Regions from separate parts of the Homo sapiens genome. Here regions 2, 3 and 4 are each linked to region 1. Evidence: chromatin contacts called from ENCODE Hi-C or POLR2A ChIA-PET data. All regions are on one chromosome and are shown on one strand. The core of a region is the stretch at or near the end of the contact, and the rest is flanking DNA. Distances in the headings are between cores, read along the strand shown. Region 1 overlaps MS4A15 (membrane spanning 4-domains A15). Region 2 holds the start of MS4A7 (membrane spanning 4-domains A7). Region 3 holds the start of MS4A1 (membrane spanning 4-domains A1). Region 4 overlaps LINC02954 (long intergenic non-protein coding RNA 2954).

What was found. A loop is a pair of places that touch in the nucleus more often than their neighbours do. ChIA-PET counts read pairs that join two places held with the same protein, here RNA polymerase II (POLR2A). Pooled maps may share reads with other maps.
Region 2: a pooled map shows a loop between it and region 1 (2.3-fold over the local background). The contact joins the promoter of MS4A7 here to the enhancer-like site in region 1. A Hi-C loop is called at or near these places in 3 of 168 maps with a recorded cell type or tissue (GM12878, HepG2 and mammary epithelial cell), 33 of 37 single-sample maps with no recorded cell type and 11 of 50 pooled maps. POLR2A ChIA-PET finds 5 or more read pairs at or near these places in 1 of 52 experiments (GM12878).
Region 3: a pooled map shows a loop between it and region 1 (2.4-fold over the local background). The contact joins the promoter of MS4A1 here to the enhancer-like site in region 1. A Hi-C loop is called at or near these places in 29 of 37 single-sample maps with no recorded cell type and 5 of 50 pooled maps. POLR2A ChIA-PET finds 5 or more read pairs at or near these places in 1 of 52 experiments (GM12878).
Region 4: a loop to region 1 is called in a pooled map, with 4 times the contacts of the local background. The contact joins two enhancer-like sites. A Hi-C loop is called at or near these places in 17 of 37 single-sample maps with no recorded cell type and 4 of 50 pooled maps. POLR2A ChIA-PET finds 5 or more read pairs at or near these places in 1 of 52 experiments (activated CD4-positive, alpha-beta T cell).

What each region holds. Positions count from the first base shown.
Region 1 is chr11:60,774,159-60,776,910 of GRCh38, forward strand. It overlaps MS4A15 (membrane spanning 4-domains A15), which reads left to right. Exons shown (of 7, transcript NM_001098835.2): 7 at 1,447-2,575. The coding sequence ends at 1,557. Among named protein-coding and RNA genes, the nearest start is that of MS4A10, 9.8 kb to the right of the region's middle. RefSeq lists enhancers at 282-913, 914-1,543, 1,544-2,173 and a silencer at 1,280-1,399. Within about 2 kb of position 1,398, at least 2 of the 41 ENCODE cell types and tissues checked have a DNase peak (open chromatin) inside an H3K27ac peak, as active enhancers do.
Region 2 is chr11:60,377,168-60,379,919 of GRCh38, forward strand. It overlaps MS4A7 (membrane spanning 4-domains A7), which reads left to right and starts at 1,365. Exons shown (of 7, transcript NM_021201.5): 1 at 1,365-1,497. RefSeq lists enhancers at 397-636, 1,317-1,366.
Region 3 is chr11:60,454,470-60,457,221 of GRCh38, forward strand. It overlaps MS4A1 (membrane spanning 4-domains A1), which reads left to right and starts at 1,378. Exons shown (of 8, transcript NM_152866.3): 1 at 1,378-1,476.
Region 4 is chr11:61,059,922-61,062,673 of GRCh38, forward strand. LINC02954 (long intergenic non-protein coding RNA 2954) reads left to right here. Exons shown (of 4, transcript NR_186234.1): 3 at 1,790-1,954. The region is part of intron 1 of LOC105369325 (a long non-coding RNA gene); the gene reads right to left. Among named protein-coding and RNA genes, the nearest start is that of LINC02954, 5.9 kb to the left of the region's middle. RefSeq lists enhancers at 995-2,194, 1,260-1,499, 1,850-2,089. Within about 2 kb of position 1,375, at least 7 of the 41 ENCODE cell types and tissues checked have a DNase peak (open chromatin) inside an H3K27ac peak, as active enhancers do.

The DNA.
Region 1 (2,752 bases), core at 148-2,647:
CCCCAGCACTTTGAAAAATGAGATGGGAGGATCTCTTGAGCCCTGGAGTTTGAGACAAGCCTGGGCAACATAAAAAGATCCTATCGCTACAAAAAAAAATGTATTTTTAATTAGCCATGTGTGATGGTACGTGCCTGTACTCCTAGCTAGTTGGGAGGCTGAGGCAGGAGGATCGCTTGAGCCCAGGAGGTTGAGGCTGCAGTGAGCTATGATCACACCACTGCCCTTCAGCCTGGGTGACAGAGGAAGGCTGTCTCTAAAACCAAAACAAAACCAAAGACGTCTTCGCAGGTCAGTGAAGACAGGACTGCTCTCCCCGTGGCACTGGGTGCACCAGCACCCACAGGGCCACTGCTCTGTGCAGCCCCACAGGCAGCCTTGCAGAATAGAAGGCCCAGGCTCAGGGCATGGGGGCAGTGCTGCACCCAGAGGAGTGAGACTTTTTGGAGTTCCCAGGCCACATGGGAGACAGGGGCATCAGGGAGGGCAGCATGATAGAGATGGAAATTAAGCTTTGATTTCCAAAAAAAATGGAGGACAGTGATGACAGAAAGGGGCTGGAGGGAGTGTTCAAGGCAGGGGAACCAGTTGGAGCAAAGGCTGCCTCGGGCAGGCAAATGCAGGCCACAGGGTGGGGTGCCCTTGGCAGGTGCACGATGGGATGCATTGAGGGTGAGGGGATTGAAGGTCTGAGCAGGGGAGTGAGCTGGTTGAGGGAAATCAGTCAAGAGGATTTGTCCAGTGCCGGAAGGTGGAGAGGGTGGACAAGCGGGGCTCGAGGCCAGGAAGCTGCAAGGAGGCTGGTGCCACGGTGCAGGCAAGAGAGAGCGAAGTCCTGAACCAGGCCAGGGCAGTCGGGAGAGAAAGAACAGCAGAGCCGGACGTGGTGGCTCATGCCTGTAACCCCGGCACTTTGGGAGGCCGAGGCGGGCAGATCATCTGAGGTCAGGAGTTCAAGACCAGCCTGGCCAACATGATGAAACCCCGTCTCTACTAAAAATACAAAAAATTACCTGGGCATGGTGGCAGGCGCCTATAATCCCAGCTACTCGGGAGGCTGAGGCAGGAGAATAGCTTGAACCCAAGAGGCGGAGGTTGCAGTGAGCCGAGATCACGCCATTGCACTCCAGCCTGGGCAACAAGAGCAAAACTCTGTCTCAAAAAAAAAAAGAAAAGAAAAAAAAGAACAGCAGAACGTTAGCGCCTGGAGAAATGGGACTTTTGTCTGTTTTGTTCACTGCTGTACTCCCAATGCCTGGATCATAGCTGGCCCCAGTAAATGTTGTTTGAAATATTGGTTGCACGGAGAGCCCTGAGCATGCGATTCAGACTTGCGGAATTCAGTACCAGGGCGCTGTTCTCAGATTACCCACAAGGGGGCACTATTGAACCACTACCCTGAAGCTCCAGCGTCCTCCAGGACGCTCAGTGCTGTTTTCTTTGCAGCCTGTGATCTTCCTGCCAAACGCCTTCAGCGCAGACTTCAACATCCCCAGCCCGGCAGCCTCTGCGCCCCCTGCCTATGACAATGTGGCATATGCCCAAGGAGTCGTCTGAGTAGCAGATGTGGCACCTGCGGGTGGAGTCCAGCCTTTTCCCTCTGGGCCCAGCCTCTCCCCACCCCCACCTTGTTCATCAGGGGCCAGCCCCATCCCAGCTGCCCTCCCTCACCACATCTACACATACTCCGGCATCTGAGTGAAGTGTCCCCAGGGACATCTCTCCCACACTTTCCCCAGTGCTTTCTTTCTAAAAGACACCGGGCTGACGTCAGGGGTGTGTGTCCTTCAGCTCCCTGAGCCCTGTCACCCTTCCAGGACACCCACCTTGTGCATCTAAGCATTTCTCTGCTCATTGGGGAAATCCTGGCCTCATTGGAGACTCAGGTTCGAGGCCTGCCCTGACCCTCGGGCCTCGGGAAGGTCAGAGAGCCCGGAATCCTCCAGAATGGAAGAGTCTGACTCTGGCATTCCACAGAGGTGCCGATACCAGGCCAAGGCCTCACAGCAGGGTAGTGGCCTGGCCGCAGGTCTCCTGGCCCCAAGATCAGCTCTGTCCTTTGTCATCTGTTGCCACATCCATGGAACTCAGGTTTCCTATTTGGAAACTAGAGTGTTGAACCAGATAAGGTTCATCAGGCCCTTCCAGCTCCCCAGGCTCCCTGAAGTCCTGGGTCTAGGCCAGGCATTGTCCCCCTGCTTCCTGGAAACCCTCATTTTCCTTGTCTGTAATATGAAGTCAGCATTGGCCCCGCCCCCCACCCCCTACCATCTCCCAATGGAGGGGAGGTTGCAGGGGAGAGCTGCCGCCAGCCCACTCCTGAGGCACCACCACAGTCAGCATCGACAGGGGCACAGCAGTGGCAGTTTGGGACCTCCCTGTGCCTCTCAGCACTCCCTTCCCCACCCCCATAGCCCAAGGACAAGGCTACCACAGAAGGTTACCACAGGACCTGGGCTTCGTCTCCAGGGGACAAGGAGACACTGTCAGCCTGGTGTTCACCAGGCCTGGTAGATGAGATGGCTTGTCTCATCCACACCACAGAAGGAAATAAACCATGTGGCTTAAATTTTGAGCTGGTCTTGTTGCAATGACTTTTTCTTTTTAACCTCAGGGGCTTCCAAGGGTCATCCCATGTTTATCAGAGGACCTGGGTAACTATCCCACTGTCACAAAAGGGCACCTCTGGGTGCCTCGCTCTGTGTGGTGTAATCCTTACACTTACTCTGTCCCCATCTCGGTTCAAACAAAC
Region 2 (2,752 bases), core at 115-2,614, 400 kb before region 1:
CTGGATCCTGGAAGTTTTCTTAAGCAAAGACAGTGCTTGTTGTGGATATGAAGATGTTGACTAAGCTGGGCACAGTGGCTCACACCTGTAATCCCAGCTTTGGGAGGCCAAGGCAGGTGGATCACCTGAGATCAGGAGTTCGAGACCAGCCTGACCAACATGGTGAAATCCTGTCTCTAGTAAAAATACAAAAATTAGACAGGCATGGTGGTGGGCACCCATAGTCCCAGCTACTGGGGAGGCTGAGGCAGGAGAATCACTTGAACCTGGGAGGTGGAGGTTACAGTGAGCTGAGACTGCACCATTGCACTCCAGCCTGAGCAACAAGAGCAAAAAACTCCATCTCAAAAAAAAAAAAAGATGTTGACCAAATGGCAGACTCTTGCCATGAAGCAAGCCCAGACCTCAGTGCCAAGAGATGTGAATTAGATTCCTGCCTCTTCCACAGACTAGACATGTGACTGGGGGCAGATTCCTTCAGCAATATCACCTCATTTGGAGAAGAACTGGACTAAAATACCCTCCAAGTAGTTTATGAGTTATTTAAATCTCCCAGGCTTAGGTTTGCTCCTCTCTTAGGGGATAGCCTTGCCACCCTTCAGGAAATGGAGACTGTATATGGAGCATGTTGTGCCGCCAGCTGCTGCATGTCCCAGAGCCATCTTAAACCCTACCCTTCTGAACAATGGCTAGTCTACAAGAAGCCTTAAAAGGGATGTGAAAGTGGCAACAGTGTCCCCTCAACAACAAATACTTCCCCAAATATGAGCTTGTGTGGAGCCTGATGACTCTGCCTCTGAGGCCAATCCACTGGCATCTTTCCCAAGATGTGCCTGGACTTCCCTGAGCATGAGGCCAAAGATGGAGAATGGAAACACCCAAAAGAAGTAACAAGGAGACACGGAATTTTCCACAGGTTGCTTTCAGCTTACCAAGAGCCTGGAAAGTGAGAGAATAGATTCTCCAAAATTCAAAACTAACATTACTATTATCAATATTTATTGTCTACTTTTTGTAAACTCTTTGCATCTTTTTTCTTTAATTCTCCCAACACCCACAGAGTGGAATTATTATTATCCATCCACCATTTATTTAATAGACAAGAAAACTCAGGCTAAGCAAAACTAGATGACTTAAATAATTCTATGTAGGAGTAGGGAAAATGAATTTTAACTGGGACCGTACAAATCACTAGTCTGCACAAAGGTCTTTTTCTCATGTGTCACTTCTATCTTGTGTCATTTTGCCAGACCTCAGAATTTAGAAAGAGGAAGCAGAGGCACTTTTTATATATCAACTGTCTGTAACTACAGCAAAATTCACATCCTGTGTAATCATAAATACTGCTCTAAGAAAGGGACAGGAAGTCTCAGAGGCTGGAGAGCAGAGCACCAAGATCGTTCTGGCAGGAACAGCCAGTGGGAGGTTCCAGCTGAGCGCTCCCCAGAGGTGAGCTGATCCCCAGCCACAGCACACAGGACCAGGCTGCGAGAACAGGTAGACACCTTGGTTTAGATCATGACTTTTGGGGAAGATTGTGTGCTTTTGAAAAGACAGCCAGGGAATTGGATTATCATCCTGTCTCTGATTCTGACCACCTGTGTGAGTTGGAGCGTCAGCTCAGTCCCCTTTTTGGGTCTCAGTTTACTCACTTGTCAAATAAGAAAATTGGGTAAAACCATTCTTAGGTTTCCCTCATTGAGGTGATTTTCCTCAATGTTCTGCATTCTCCTGGTGTGTCACTCAGTCTTACAGAGTCTACTCTCAACAAATACTGTGCAATTAGACTGAATCTTGCATTAGAACCCCATGGTCCTACTCTAATTCTGTAATACAGAAAATTGCTGGGCAGAGCTGTTGACCTCCATGTCATGATTTATCTTCAAAGCACGGATTTTAGAGCTGTCTTGAAAGCTGTGGGTCCCTCCAGTCTATCTCCTCAAGGCGAATGTGGAAGGACAAAGCATCCTCTCAGACTGTGGTGTTTGGAGATGATAGCATCAGTCTGGAGACTTTTGTGAAACATAAAGAATCTTGGTTATATAGGATTCCTTCTAAAAGTAGCAACGTGTATCTAAATTCAAGTGTCATAGATTTAAATGTAATAATTCCACTTCCATACATCACTGTGAGATAATTAAATGCAGGAGGTATCACAAAAGTGCAAAGATGTTCATTATTGCATTGTTCATAGTGGCAAAAAGAAAAAATAGAAACCACCTAAATAGTCATGAACATGTGATTGATTAAATGAATCTAGAGACCTCCATTTATTTAAATATACCATTTGGCTTTTTGGTTGTAGTAAAATATGCTTAAAATAATTGTAGCCTTTTAACCATGTGTTTTTTTGTTGTTTTTTGTTTGTTTGTTTGTTTGTTTTTTAATTGAGAAAGAGTTTTGCTCAGTCACCCAGGCTAGAGTGCGTGATCTCGGCTTACTGCAACCACTGTCTTCCAGGTTCAAGCGATTCTCCCATCTCAGCCTCCTGAGTAGCTGGGATTACAGGCACTCACCATCATGCCTGGCTAATTTTTGTATTTTTTTAGTAGAGACGGGGTTTCACCATGTTGGCCACGCTGGTCTTGAATTCCTGACCTCAGGTGATCTGCCCGCCTCGGCCTCCCAAAGTGCTAGGATTACAGGCATGAGCCGCTGCACCCAGCCTTAACCATTTTTAGGTGTACAGTTCAGTGGCATTAAGCACATTCACACCATTGTGCAACCATCACCACCACCCAACTCCAGAACT
Region 3 (2,752 bases), core at 128-2,627, 320 kb before region 1:
CAATCATCCACAACTCAGACCCTAGGTAATTGTCCTCCCATCACCAATCACTCAAGCATTTCAGCAGATATGCATAGACCCTCAATTAGAATGTTAAATGGATGATGGATCTTCTGTTCCCACTCTCCTTCACTCTACAGCATCTCTGAGAGGTGACTGCATGACTTTACTTGAGTATTCTTGAAGAAGTAAATTCTCTATTGAAATGGTAGCCAGTTCCCCTAATGAACGGCTCCAACAATTTTTTTTTTTAGAGTGGCATCTTTTTAAATATCACACCACAATCAGCCTCCCCAGAACTACTTCTACCCAGTGGATCTAACCCTATGGTTCCAAACTATCTTAAATTTAAAAAGAGAGGCAGAAAGAGAAAGAGAGAAGAGATGAAAGAGAGAGACAGGAATGAACCTCGAATTAGGCAACAGAGCTGCCTGCCATATTTCATCCCTTTAGATTAAATAAACAAATAATTACCTAACTATAGCTCTGTGTCTCTAATAAAATGAAGCAATGAACAGGGAAATAAAAATGTAATTAAAAATCCCACATATGAACATAAAAGTTGAATATTGTAGGGGGAGAGAGAGGACATTATCTTTGGGCAAAACTTTGATTCACATCCCAAATATTTAGACTCTCCTGACACTACCAACTTCTTCCATTTCCCTACTTGATCTAGTACTGTGCTTGATGACCCTGCAGCTCCAGACTAGACTAAAAAGAGAGGGGACACAAGGGAACTTGACAGACAGAAGAAAAAGGTGGGTTCAGAGGTAAAAGTGCTATTTCAATTTATATTTCCAAATATGGAGGCTAATTCTTGCTTTGAGTGGCTGGGTACATGTACTATGGCACTAAAGTATAATTTTAGGCCATTTCTGCTAAATCTGACACAAGATATATACATGGTTCATAAGAAACTTAAGTGTGAGCCAATGAGGACAATATTTGGGGACCCCTAAGTATAGTGCTGCCAAGTGTACAGCCTCAGTGATTCTTGAATCTCTGCATGGATGCCTCCTGCCCACCTACTCAGCCCTAAAAGTGAAGCCAGAAGGTAAAAGTCAGTGCTAACGGCCCATCTTTGACCAACTTCTAGAATCTTTCTTGTCCTCAGGGACCTACCATCCACACCTGCTTATAGGGTGGGGGCTGCAGAAGTTCTTCTAATTAAGGTAGCATGAGCATGCCAGGCAGTCCCCTGGGGTCTTTTTCAAGAAGTGAAACCTGGTAAGGCAGAAACTTTTTTTGCACCTCCTTCAGCTATGGTAAGTGTTAAACCAAAGTAATTGGAGCGAAGCCCAAGGTAGCAGAAGCTACTGATTTCCTGTCACCTGATGTCTATCAGCGATTTCATCTTCAGGCCTGGACTACACCACTCACCCTCCCAGTGTGCTTGAGAAACAAACTGCACCCACTGAACTCCGCAGCTAGCATCCAAATCAGCCCTTGAGATTTGAGGCCTTGGAGACTCAGGTAAGGAATCAATTTGCTTTCTTTAAATGACTTAAAGGAGGTGATGGATAAGGTATAGAATGGTTTTGAAGACTGGAGGTTCTTGATCTTAATTCTAGAGTTTCCCTAGTCAGACTTCCTAATAGTTCTATGACTTAAGGAGGGGTGACGATATCAAGGCTTGCTGCCCACTCACTCCTCTAATCAGTCTCCCTCTCAACAATTACCCTATGCAGTCAACTGTGAATCATTCCACAAAAGTAGTAGATTGCAGCATATATATTAAATCATGGTTTCTAAACCATTGGGTTCAAACTGGAGCTCTACCACTAACAAACAATATAACCTTGGGCAAATTACTAAACCTCTAAAGCCTCAGCTTCCTCATCTATAAAATGGGGGCAATGGTACCCATTACATTAGGAAAATTGGAACTAAAATCCTGAATCCCTTAGGACTTCCCAATACCAAATGAGAAAATAATCAGTCATAGGCATAATGAAAAAAACTCCATTTGTCTTCCTGTAAATGCTTTTGTCTACATTAAATGTAAATATACCTAGAAGTATAGGTGGCTTTACAGGCTAACATTTTCTGGAGGGGATTTGTGGACACCAAGTTGAGCATGAAATCCTGCCTCAAATCTATCACATGGGAAACCAAGAGTAAGAGGGGGCGCTGCAGATGTGGGGGAGCTCTAATGAAGGAAAACAAGGATTAATTTTAATCATGCCATTACTGTTTTCTGAATCCAGTATATAAGTGATTCCCTTTCCCTGTTTCCCATAAAATGGCTTAATCTCACTGAGAATCCGGTGGAAAGAAATGTTTAATCCAGCATTGTGAGCATTTTTGTGTGTGTGTTTTGTTTGTTTGTTCATTTTTTAGTGGAGACAAGGTTTCTCCATGTTGGCCAGGCTGGTCTCGAGCTCCCGACCTCAGGGGATCCACCTGCCTCGGCTTCCCAAAGTGCTGGGATTACAGGTGTGAGCCACTGCACCTGGCCATTGTGAGCACTTGTTAAGCTTCCCTGAGGAAGTAGCTGAGTTTGATGTTCAGCTTAATGTAACTGAGCTCATAGTACATAGAAAACAGGTTCCCTATGCAAGTCTAGTAGGATACAGGATTCTCCGAAGAAAGTAGTTGATGTCTAGTAAGGAAAGCAAAGAGCTAGGAGCTCTGAAGAATTCCTTGCAATCAGGCAAGGAGAGCAGGAACGCCCTCAGGTGATGTGCATATCTAATGCAGAGTTTGATTGAAAGTAAAGAGGGAGGGAGAAGGAACACTTCAAAGTTGA
Region 4 (2,752 bases), core at 125-2,624, 290 kb after region 1:
ATATATATATATATATATATATCACCTTGGACCTTTTATTTTCTAGCAAGGATTATCCATAGTTATTATCTACACAGGGTGGCTGGTCCCAGGGGTGTGATTCCCATTTGGGGTAATAAGTAAATGCTCTTCGTAGCAACTGCATATGAGGTGAACAAATACAGCATGCCAATAGCGGGACCCTATCGACAGATGAAGCCAGGATTCCAGCACTTACTCCCAGAGCCAGTTCTTCATTATTCAAGATACAAGATCAAGGCTGGGTCCAGGTTCTGTTGAGCCTGAAGCCTATACAATTTGGGGGTCCCTCTTTAAAAAATATGATAATACACAAATAAAATTAGATAAAGGGTGCCTGTAATCCCAGCACTTTGGGAGGCCAAGGCGGGTGAATCACTTGAGGTCAGGAGTTTTAGACCAGCCTGGCCAACATGGTGAAACCCTGTCTCTACTAAAAATACAAAAATAAGCCAGACATGGTGGTAGACGCCTATAATTCCAGCTATTCAGGAGGCTGAGGCACAAGAATCTCTTGAACCCGGGAGGCGGAGGTTGCAATGAGCCAAGACCATACCACTGCACTCCAGCCTGGGCGACAGAGCTAGACTCCATCTCAAAAAAAAAAAAAAAAAAAAGATAAATGGCCTTGGGAGGGTCCTAAGACTGACCTTCTCCAGCCTTGTGGTCAGTCTGTCTGGACCTGTCTGCACATCATCCCTTTAATTATTTCCCAAAAGCTCTACATCACAAACGCATTATTGAAGATGAAGAAACGGGGCTCAGAGAGGTAGAGGAATTTGTCCAACCCAGTTGTCCAGGAAAGACCAGGCACAGTGGACTCCAAATCCCATATTCTTCCAGCCACAACATGCATTTCTTGAATAAATGCTAAAAGATGTGGTGGGTAATTGGTATTGATGAATGGAACACAAATTTGGGGCAAGTTTCAGGTTCACCCTATCCACACCCTACCCGACTCCCACCAGAACTCCTGAATATCACAAACATCCTTCCAGGACCCCACACACAAAAAGTCCCAGGTTATAACCATATTAGAGTAATGGAAAATGAGAAAATGGAAAAAACCTCCATCATTCCCAGCAAAGACTCAACAGGGCCCTCATGAAGCTCCACCTTGTTCCCACTGAGGCAGCTTCCGGCAAGTGCCTGTTTGTACAACCAGCGAGAAACACAGCTCTTGCTGATCTTAATTCTTACCCCCACTCGTTCAGTTCTCTTATGATGACAGGCACCTCAATTCAGTTTCGCAGCATCCCAAAACGTGCCGGAGTAGGCTGGGTGAGACTCTCGGGGCTCAAAGTCTATCATTACATCTTGGTTGCGACCACAGAGGGTTTTTTTTTTTCTTTTAAACACCAGCTCAAGGGCAGAAGAATTAGTCAGGGCACAGATCTTCCGGATCGCTACTGTATGGGGACCATAACATCACTGTAAGGCCCCTGTGCTGAGCCACAAACCCCACTTGGAACAAAGAAAACTCCCAGGTACTTTACCAGACACCAATTGCGCCATCCTGTTTGGGACACAGTCATTTGGCACTCCAGGTTCTCAACCCATAGTAATAACGCCTCATGCTTTTGAAACTGAAAAATGCATCCAAAAAAATCTCAGTGACACATCATGACTCATGTCCCATCCCCACCCCCACTCCCACCTCCCTCCCGCCCCACCCTAGGGAGGGGGGCTCGTCCTTTTCATTCACCCCTGATGTGAAACCAGGTTGGTCAGTGCCTGTCAATTTCACTTCCTGTTTCCTTGCTTCCATCAGAGAGCAGAGCTGTGAGGAGGGATAGATATTATGCTGTGGTGCAGCCAGACAAGCCCCACCTTGTTGTGCCTCCAGAAGAAGCACATTCTTGGCCTGGGTGGTAACAATAACATCTGGATGGAAATATCAAGTGGTATCAGGCTTCCAGACCACCATTCATGAAAGGTGCATCCACTTAGTAAGCCTCTATGGAGGCCTCTTCTGGGCCAAGTGTTTGTTCGAAGTTGTGTATGGACAGAAAGATATTCCTCCTCTCAAGGTGCCCACAGTCCAGGGCGTACTGAGAAGCCAACAGATAATGCAGTGAGATGGCTGTGGGGATTGGGGTGTTACAGAATTGGGGTGGGGTGGGGACAGCCTGCTTTCAAGGAGTCTAGGCAGGCATCTCAGAGGTGACAGCCAAGACTAGATGGAGGACAATAATAAGGATGATGACGATGATGACACTGATGAACAATATGTGCAGCGTTTTCTAACACTTTGCATTTGTTAACTCACGTATTCTTCCCAGTCACCCTTATTCCCACTTCATAGAGGAGGGAACTGAGGCATCAGGATGGTGAGTAACTGGCCCAAAGTCACATAGCTGTTACAAGCACTATATGAGGACAAGCTGACCTGCCAAAGACAGCGTAGGGATCAGGACGGAGAAAGTCACAGAGAGGAAAGGGCATGGCATTTATGGAGAGCTGCCAACATCTTGGGGCCACACAGCAAAGGGCAAAAGTGGTCCCAACATGTGGGTGTGTGGCCCACAGACACGCTTTGTTGATGGCCCATATAGTGTTTTAAGATATATATATAAACCAACGCTTGAAAATTAGGCTATTTCATATAAAAACTCAGATTCCCAAAATTATGTTGAACAATCAGGATCTGGAAACATGGAGGCCATATTCTTCCATGGCAATAATCAGAGTTGGGTTGGTTCTCTTTAGATGGGGTGTAGCCTTCACCCTGTTT